Regions from separate parts of the Homo sapiens genome. Here region 2 is linked to region 1. A link is an interaction called in ENCODE POLR2A ChIA-PET data of the cell type or tissue named here. Cell type or tissue: IMR-90. All regions are shown on one strand. Links, peaks and the distances in the headings refer to the core of each region. The heading gives the core; the rest is flanking DNA. Region 1 overlaps SVIL-AS1 (SVIL antisense RNA 1). Region 2 overlaps SVIL (supervillin).

Region 1 (4,399 bases), core at 198-4,197:
TCAAATGGAATTGCAAGGAGTCTCAGATGACCAAAATAATCTTGAAAAAGACGAACAGAGTTGGAGGACTCAGTATTATTCAGCCATAAAAAGGAATGAAGTCTGATACATGCTACAAGGATGAACCTTGAAAACATTATGCCTAGTGAAATGAGCCAGTCACAAAAAGACAAATATACGGTTCCACTTATATGAAATCTTTAGAATAGGAAAGTTCACAGAGACAAAGCAGATTAAAGGTTAACTGGCAATGGGGGGCTGGTGGTGATGGGGAGTTACTGCAGAATGATAACAGAGTTCCTGTTTGGGGTGATGAAAAATATTTGGGAACAGATAGTTGTGATGGCTGCATGACAGTGTGGATGTAATTAATGCCACCAAATTATACATGTAAGAGTTGTTATAATAGCATATTTTATGTCATATATATTTTACCACAATAAAATATTTTTCACAAAGTAAGAGATTTAAAAACCAATCAAAGCTTTTTACCTGCAGCATGATATGACTGCAAGCAGTATGATGAGAACATATGCCAGGTGAAAACAAAGGGACTGCTGTCACAGACATTGTCTCAAATTCCAGTTGTCTGGAAAGTGATGTAAAGTGGACCACCTGCCACAAAAATATACTCAGGTATATAACTTTTAAATCCAGTATTTGTGTGTGAGTTACAAAAACTATTGAAACACTTTATGTTAGTGATGAAACAATGTGTTAAAATTCAGTAAAAGATCAAAATACATGGAATATGATTTTAGAAGAGAGAAAATAATGTAGATTTGCTTCTTCCCACAAATCTATGAGCTCCTCCTAAAGTTTCTTTCAGATTCAAAGTTTAAGTAAAACTCCTGAATATAAAGAATCCGAATTCACAAAAAAAGAAAAACAAAAAGGAGCTCTTGGTTGGGCGCAGTGGCTCACACCTGTAATCCCAGCACTTTGGGAGGTTGTGGTGGGCAGATTACTTGAAGCCAGGAGTTCGAGACCAGCCTGGCCAGCAGCATGGTGAAACCCCACCTCTGCTGAAAATACAAAAATTAGCCCGGCATGGTGGCACACGTTTGTAGTCCCAGCTGCTCTGGAGGCTGAGGTGGGAGAATTGCTTGAACCTGGGAAGTGGAGGCTGCAGTGAGCCTAGATGATGCCACTGCACTCCAACCTGAGTGACAGGGTGAGACTCTGTCTCAAATTTAAAAATAAAACAAAGAGCCCTTCCTTACAGAATTCCAAATAAGATATGTAGACAGAGTGATGGCATTTGAAAAAAATTGTCATTTGATAGCCACCACAGTTAGAACAGCAGGATCATATACTGTCCTTCTCGCTTGTCACAGGCAAAAAATATCAATGGATGCTAAAATAAGAGGGCAAAGAATACGATGAAAAGGAGGATATCTAATAAAGTTTCGATGTATCTCTCCAAAAGAAATATATTCATTACAAGAGGAAAAATAATAACTTCACAGAGGAAAAAGTTGGCATGTATCACCCAATAGTAACCAAAGTCCCAACACCAGTAAATGGGACAAACAGACATCATGTGCCTCCTGACACTGTGCTCTGAGAAACACTTCTGTGGAATTCCTGCCAAAAGTGCATAACCTGAATCCAACCATAAGGACACCGAATATATGTAAATTAAGCAGCATTCTACAAAATAATTATTTACTCTTCAAAAATGTCAAGGCCCTGGAAACACAAAGACTGAAGAACTGTTCAGATTAAAAGAGACTGAAGAGTGGCCAGGCGCAGTGGCTCATGCCTGTAATCCCAGCACTTTGGGAGGCCGAGGTGGGTGAATCATCTGCGGTCAGGAGTTCAAGACCAGCCTGGCCAACATGGTGATATCCCATCTCTACTAAAAATACAAAAATTAAAAAAAAAAAAATACAAAAATTAGCTGGGCGCAGTGGCATGTGCCTGTAATCTCAGCTACTTCGGAGGCTGAGGCAGGAGAATCGTTTGAACCCAGGAGGCGGAGGTTGCAGTGAGCTGAGATTGCACCATTGCACTCCAGCTTGGGTGACAGGGCGAGACTCCATCTCAAAAAAAAAAAAAAAGAGAGACTGAAGAGAAATAACCAAATTCAATGTATGATCCTGAACCCAAAACGATTATTTGTCTTTTGCTATGTAGGACATTAATGGGATAACTGATAAAATCTGTGTATAGACAATAGAGTTGTATCTATGTTGATTTAAGAAATATACAAAGTATGTAGACATTTTAAAGACATCATGTCTGCAATCCACTCTCAAATAATTCATTTTAAAAAACCAGAAAAAAATGCATTTTTTTAAAAGAATACTGTGTGTGTATACATAGAGAGAATGATAAAGCAAATGTGACAAATATTAACATTTGGATGGAGTAATTTAGTAGGATATACAAGAATTATTTTTGCTATTTTTACAGATATATGAGTCTGAAAAAATAGACATACAATAAATGTAAACAAATAAAGGCAGTTAAGATAAACTATTTGCTTTCCCTAATAATACTGCTAGGATCATCTTTACTATACTCTCATCAGATCATCAAATTTAAAATTTTATGATTTAAATTTTAAAGCTCAGGGAAAAAAAAGTATTCTCTCTCCCCAAAACCTCCCAATTTACAGATGAAGTTAGTAAGTCAAGATTACACCTAATTCAAGGCAAAGCCAAGACTATTATCTAGCTCTGACTCAGCTCAGCTACCTTTCAACTATTCCAAGCGGTCTTTTCATTCCTTTACGTTGTTGTCTATGGTCTAAACACATGACACCAAAATACTTATCTCTATCTTCTCATATATTTTCATAAGTTAGTGTGACTAACCACTTTCAGGCCATCTAAATTTTATCTTTAAAAGGCATTTAAGTATCATTGCTCCTAACAGTCCTTAATAACTAATATGAATACATATGTAAAGATCAGAATACATGTCAAACACTGTAGCAAATGCTGAACATACACAATTAATGTACTTTACTGTTAGGTCCATGATGACAGAGACCAAGTTTATGTTATTCACTATTATACCCCCACCTCTTAGTAACAGTGCCTGGTATACAGTAAGTACTCAAATAACTGTTGTATATTGCAAAATAAAAGACAATCCATAATAGAGGAAAGAAATGTGTGTATAGATAACCATAATATCAGTAGTTTTAATAAAGTCCCATGATACAACAGATAAGGAAATTATTTTCTCTTGGTAAGATCTAGAAAGGCTTCAAGAGATTTAACGATACCAAAGTTAAATCTTGAAGGACAAATAAAATGTCAACAGACATGGAGGTGGTGGCGTGGTAAGAGGAAGGTAGAAGGATTTAGATAAAAAAGCCCAAAGGCAAGAAAATATTAGACATTTCTATTGAATTTTTAAACACAGGCTCACCTATTGTTGCTGCAAGTTCTGGATCAAAGGTATCATCTGTGAACCTCAAGAGCAGGCTGAAAGAGATATTAAAAAGACAGGTTAGGAATTAGAATTTTTCTTTCTAATCATATGATAAGTGTGTTCATGATTATTATATCCAGTCACAAATTATTAAATGCAGATAAAAATAACTGATGGAGGCCTGCTCCTAGAAATACTGCCTCAGAGCAGGTATACACAGAAGAATTAAATTACTAGAAAGGCAATTTAAAAACTGCCAAGAGCAAAGTAGTTTACTATTAAATATATTCCCCATGCTCTCCTACCCAATCCCCCAAGTACAAAAGGTGGGGGTTTTTGTTGTTGTTTTTAACTGTTCCGGTATGTCCTGAGACACTGATATTAGCAACATGTCATGCTTTAATTGACATGGATGAAAAGAGAAAAAATAAAGTTTCTTGGAATGCAACAAAGTAAAGTAACTTAAAAAAATCTGATGTGTAATCCACTTTAAATTCAAGCACAAACAGAAAGATATCAAAGCCTAGCATTCTATAACAGGCAGTATGGCTACCACCTAAGTGGGAAGAAAAGATACAGTAAAAAGAGAGGTAAAAAAAAAAAAGATCACAGGACAGAGTAGGTATACTCAGGCAAACACCAGGTAGGGTTTACAAAACCAAGTAGGCAACTGGAAGCTATTGAAGGCTTTTAAACAAAGTTATGACAAGAACTGCTCTTTGTTTTGAAAAGTTAATGCCAACAAAAAATGGAAGAAAAATCAACAGAAGAAAACTGCCACGGTTATGGCAGGAGAGAACAAAGGACTAAACCTAGGAAATGGTAGGAAACTAGAAAGGAAGGATAAAAGCAAAAGACACCAGATTAGAAGGATACTCTAAGGTTTTTCATCTTCCAGAATTATTTTACTAACTATGAAGCAGAAGTGTCAGTTATTAGAAGCTCTTCAAAAATAAAAGCTAATGTTAAAGCCCTAAATTTTAAAATCACTCAACTTCACTTGTTAACTTCT
Region 2 (4,399 bases), core at 169-4,168, 140 kb before region 1:
ATATATTTGCTAGAAAGAATAGACTGAGAGGTCATCATTTGTTTGCTGGGGAGACTTTTTTATTTTCCTTTTAAAATTCACTATAGATTTTCACTAGGAATTAATAAGCTCACCAATACATTTAAAGGACAATTTAATTTATAAGCTCATTTAATTCCTCAGTGAAATGATCAGAGAGGACCCTAAGGTGTCCCTTCAAGTACCCACTATGTTGATGGATTCTAGCTTCCAGGAGCAATAGGCTTGGCATAGCTTTGCGTTGAATCTAGGCTTGACTGAAAAGAGTGCAGTGCTGGGCTAGTGGCGTCTGTACTGTGTAACCTAGGGCCTGGGTGTCTAAGGCACAGGCTGTGTATTTGAAATTCTAGTACTGGGGAATCAGTGATTCTCAATGGTTCTCAATTTAGGGCAGTCCCTAAGGGGCTTTAGAAATATATGAGGATATTTTTGTGTCACAGCAAATGGGGGTGATTTAGCATCACTATAAGAACCTGGGACATTCAACATCCTGCGGCAGAGCTCACAGCAAAGCCACTTCCCATTCAGAAGCCATTAGCGCCCCCATAGTGATCTGGGAGCTCTCCAGAGCCAGCCTCCTGAGCCCATGACCCTGATGAGGTCCATCTGTGTGTCTGCTAGATCCTATCCTGAGAATTTCTCGTTTTATGCCCAGAAGTGGATGGCTATCAGAGGGCAGTGTTCACTGGAAGGGCAGTAGGAAAGTCTACCTTTCCTGTGGACAGGAGGCTTGCACAGTCTCCCAACTAGATCTTTCTTTCTGGAATATGGGAAATAGAAAATAGCAGGAAGCAACATGTTGCTTTGCTTTTCCATGCACTGTTGTAATCTTTTTTTAAAATGCCTTTAGTTGCATTTCTATAGAAAAATTTTAAAATTAATTAAAATTTGGATGAAATGAAAGTGATTTTCAGCAGTCTCTAATTAGAACCAAGAAAAGTCTATCTTAACTTTTTCCAGTGGAAGTTACATGATACTCGGTTTATTAACGGTTTTGATACTTATCCAGTTGAAATAATGTGGGGCAAGAAAAGGGACATGTTAGGCCAGGCGCGGTGGCTCACACCTGCAATCCCAGCACTTTGGGAGGCCAAGGCAAGCAGATCCCTTGAGCCTAGGAGTTCAAGACCATCCTGGATAACATAGCGAAACCCCGTCTCCACAAAAGACAACCAAAAGCTAGCCAGGCGTGGTGGCACATGCCTGTAATCTCACCTACTCGCGAGGCTGAGTTGGGAGGATCACTTGAGTCTGGGAAGTTGAGGCTGCAGTGAGTCGAGATCGTGCCTCTACACTCCAGCCTGGGTGACAGAATGAGACCCTGTCTCAAAAAGAAAGGGAGGGGGGAGAAAAGAAAAGAAAGGGAAGGGGAAGGCAGGGGAGGGGAGGGGATGTGATTATGCTACTCAGGACCCTATTAATATTTTCTATTTCTCAGTTAGGGTTTGAGGCATGGGTTCAAGTCGTACCTTTTAGGCACCCTTGGAATTTGGTTTTGATAGCTTCTTGAGTGGTCTTTTGAAAAATAGGGCTCCACTTTCCTCTTTGGGGTTTAAATAATTAAAACCCTTTGGTTTTTGTCATCCTTGAAAATATTTTCAAAATATGTCCTACCAGCCATTAAAGTTGTATCACCATAATCCCACTAGGGCTAATTTGTTGACAGGGAAGCTGTTGTTATTGACCAAGCCTCCTCTCCCAAGGCCGCATGGCGGGGTGCACCATTCTCATTATACCCCTGTCTTCTAAATAGGAACATGATTAGAACAAGGACTTCTCTGCCTCCAGCTACTCTGATTCCTGGGGAGGCCAACTGGGAGACCTTTTTGAAGTCAGAGGGAGAGAGGTTTTGTTTTTTTGAAGCCGGCTATCTCAACAAAAGCCAATTCAACTGAAGTTTTAAGGTGGCTATCACTTAAAAATAAATGAAGAAAAACAAGGCTTCTATCCCTGAACACAAAGGGCAATATAAAACTTTGTGTGTGTGTATGCGTGCATGTGTGTGTGTGTAGTTTTGACTCATTACTAAAAATTACCACTTAGAGAAAAGAAAATGGAAATTGAAGCAGTCAAACATCAAATTCCTTTGAGTTTCTCCTGTGACTCAGCCTTTCAAAACTTTTCATTGGCCCTGGCCCCAGGCTGTCCAGCCACCCCTCTCTCTTTCTCCCACCCCATTCTGAGTCCTTCATAGGAGTCACTCAGATGCGCCCTTATGAATTTAAGCTATTGAGGAGGAGGCAAAAAGAGAGACCTTTATTCTCCATGAACTTTGGCCATTTCTCCAAAGAAACAGTTGTCTGGCATCTCAGTAATATCCTTGTAGTCAGTATCATGTGAGAATCTCCCAACCTCAGCACAGCGTTTGTTCTGTTTCTCCAGTGCTGCCAGAAACATTGGGGTAATTACCTTACCCATCATCCACCTAAATTATAGCAAGGAAACCATTGTTAACATTTGCTTCCAGTGAAAGCCTGTGCAGGGAGGCGGAGGACCTGTGTTCATCTAAACTGTAGCTAATTGAAGCGGCCACTTTAGGCACTGCTGGAAACACAATCAGATAGTTACAGCCATTGACAAATTCCGTGACAGGGTGGAGGAGAAGCGGCTGTGAGTTCATGCTTGTAGCTTGCCGATGGCCCTGTGGGGTTCACACTCCTAGTCTATACTTCTGTAAATGATTTCCATAATAGAAGCTTAGAATACTTTGTTAAATCAAACAAAAGTTAGAAACAGTTGCTGAGATTTCTGCCTAAAATACTTTCCTAGAGAAAGCTTGCTCGTCAGGTCTCCCTTGATTCCCCTAGATGAAATAAAACCTTCTGCCTTACCCTGTAGGATTTTACTTCTTAGCCAACCTATATATGTGACATATACGTGAGTCACATAGCTAGGTGTTACAATATATATACAACAAAACATTCTATTTAAATTATTTTAATGTATGTGATTTTAAATATATTACATATATATTTCATATTAAACAGTATGTTGAGTGAGCATGTCTTAGCTTTGCCTTGATAACTCTGTCATTTTTATGGGCATCAAATATTCAGCTTGACCTTAGAAGAGGATGATGCGTCCTAGGGTGTGTCCATGTGTGTGTGTGTGTGTGTGTGTGTGTGTGTCTGCACACTCTTATTCATTTGGCATCTGCCTCCCCTACTAGGAAACAGTTTCCAAGAAAGCAGGAACTTGGTCAGTTTTGCATGTCACTGTGACATAGGAATCAAGAACTGAAATTTGCAGTTCAATAAACACGTTGCATGAGTGAATAAAATGAGCGCACGACTACTAAATACTATATTTTGTTCTTTTTTGGTTTTCTTCCAGTTGCAGAATTAAGACAAATCTTTGAACCAAAGAAGAAAGAATTCTTAGAAATGAAAAGGTAAGATCTTTATAGTGGGAGTTAGGAAGTAGAAGAGAGCTTGGCAAAGCAGTATTCCATTTTCCTTTAGATTCGATCGCTGTTGCTCACTCTGCCTCTTGTGGTGTATTTCACAGAAAAGAAAGAATTGCCAGGCGCCTGGAAGGGATTGAAAATGACACTCAGCCCATCCTCTTGCAGAGCTGCACAGGATTGGTGACTCACCGCCTGCTGGAGGAAGACACCCCTCGATACATGAGAGCCAGCGACCCTGCCAGCCCCCACATCGGTGAGCGTGGAGCTGGGTGGCCCATTTTCCAGCAGGCTGCCTGGCTGGTTACGAGTTGCCCTTTCCACCCAGTGGTATCAGAACATGAGATATTCCACAGAAGTGAATTGTGTGGATATAATTTTTTTAGCACAAGGTTTCACTCTGTCACACAGGCTGGAATGCAGGAGTATGATCATAGCTCGCTGCAGCCTTAACTCCTGGGCTCAAGCTCAAGGGTTCTCCCGCCCCAGCCTCCTGAGTTGCTGGGACTACAGGCTTACACCACCACACCAGGCTAATTTTTTTTTTTAAACATTTTTGTAGAGACAGAGTCTCACTGTTGCCCAGGCTGGTCTCGAACTTCTGGCTTTTAGTGATCCTCCCACCTTGGCCTTCCAAAGTGCTGAAAATACAAGCGTGAGCCAGTGGACTTGGCCTAATTTTTTGTTAAATGTATTTGTTTTTTGTTTATTTTTATTTTTATTTTTTTTAGAGACAGAGTCTCACTCTGTCACCTAGGCTGGAGTGCAGTGGCCTGATAAGCTCACTGAAGCCTCAACCTCCCAAGGTCAAGTGATCCTCCCACCTCAGCCTCCCAAGTACCTGGGACTATGAGCGCGTGCCACCATGCCTGGCTATTAAATAGATTTGCTAAAAACAGCAACAACATGTATGTCATCTCTGCCCCGCCTCACGGATCTGGCCTTCCATGTCACAGCAGTATGAAATGATTCCCCTCG

Evidence for each region. ChIA-PET counts read pairs that join two places held together with the same protein. Peaks named below come from ENCODE experiments on the same cell type or tissue, not always from the same donor. Only the 100,000 strongest peaks of a DNase experiment are listed, where the experiment ranks them.
Region 2: POLR2A ChIA-PET joins it to region 1 with 9 read pairs; 3 of 35 experiments call an interaction of 5 or more read pairs at or near these places.

Annotation. Positions count from the first base shown.
Region 1 is chr10:29,414,398-29,418,796 of GRCh38, reverse strand. It overlaps SVIL-AS1 (SVIL antisense RNA 1), which reads right to left. Exons shown (of 3, transcript NR_110927.1): 2 at 3,385-3,440. Among named protein-coding and RNA genes, the nearest start is that of SVIL-AS1, 7.1 kb to the right of the region's middle. In IMR-90, for the core only: no CTCF peak of the experiment used is centred there; no DNase peak of the experiment used is centred there.
Region 2 is chr10:29,554,061-29,558,459 of GRCh38, reverse strand. It overlaps SVIL (supervillin), which reads left to right. Exons shown (of 38, transcript NM_021738.3): 4 at 3,352-3,409; 5 at 3,526-3,677. The coding sequence starts at 3,402. Among named protein-coding and RNA genes, the nearest start is that of MIR604, 11 kb to the right of the region's middle. In IMR-90, for the core only: no CTCF peak of the experiment used is centred there; a DNase peak (open chromatin) is centred at 2,099; H3K27ac peaks cover 972 bases.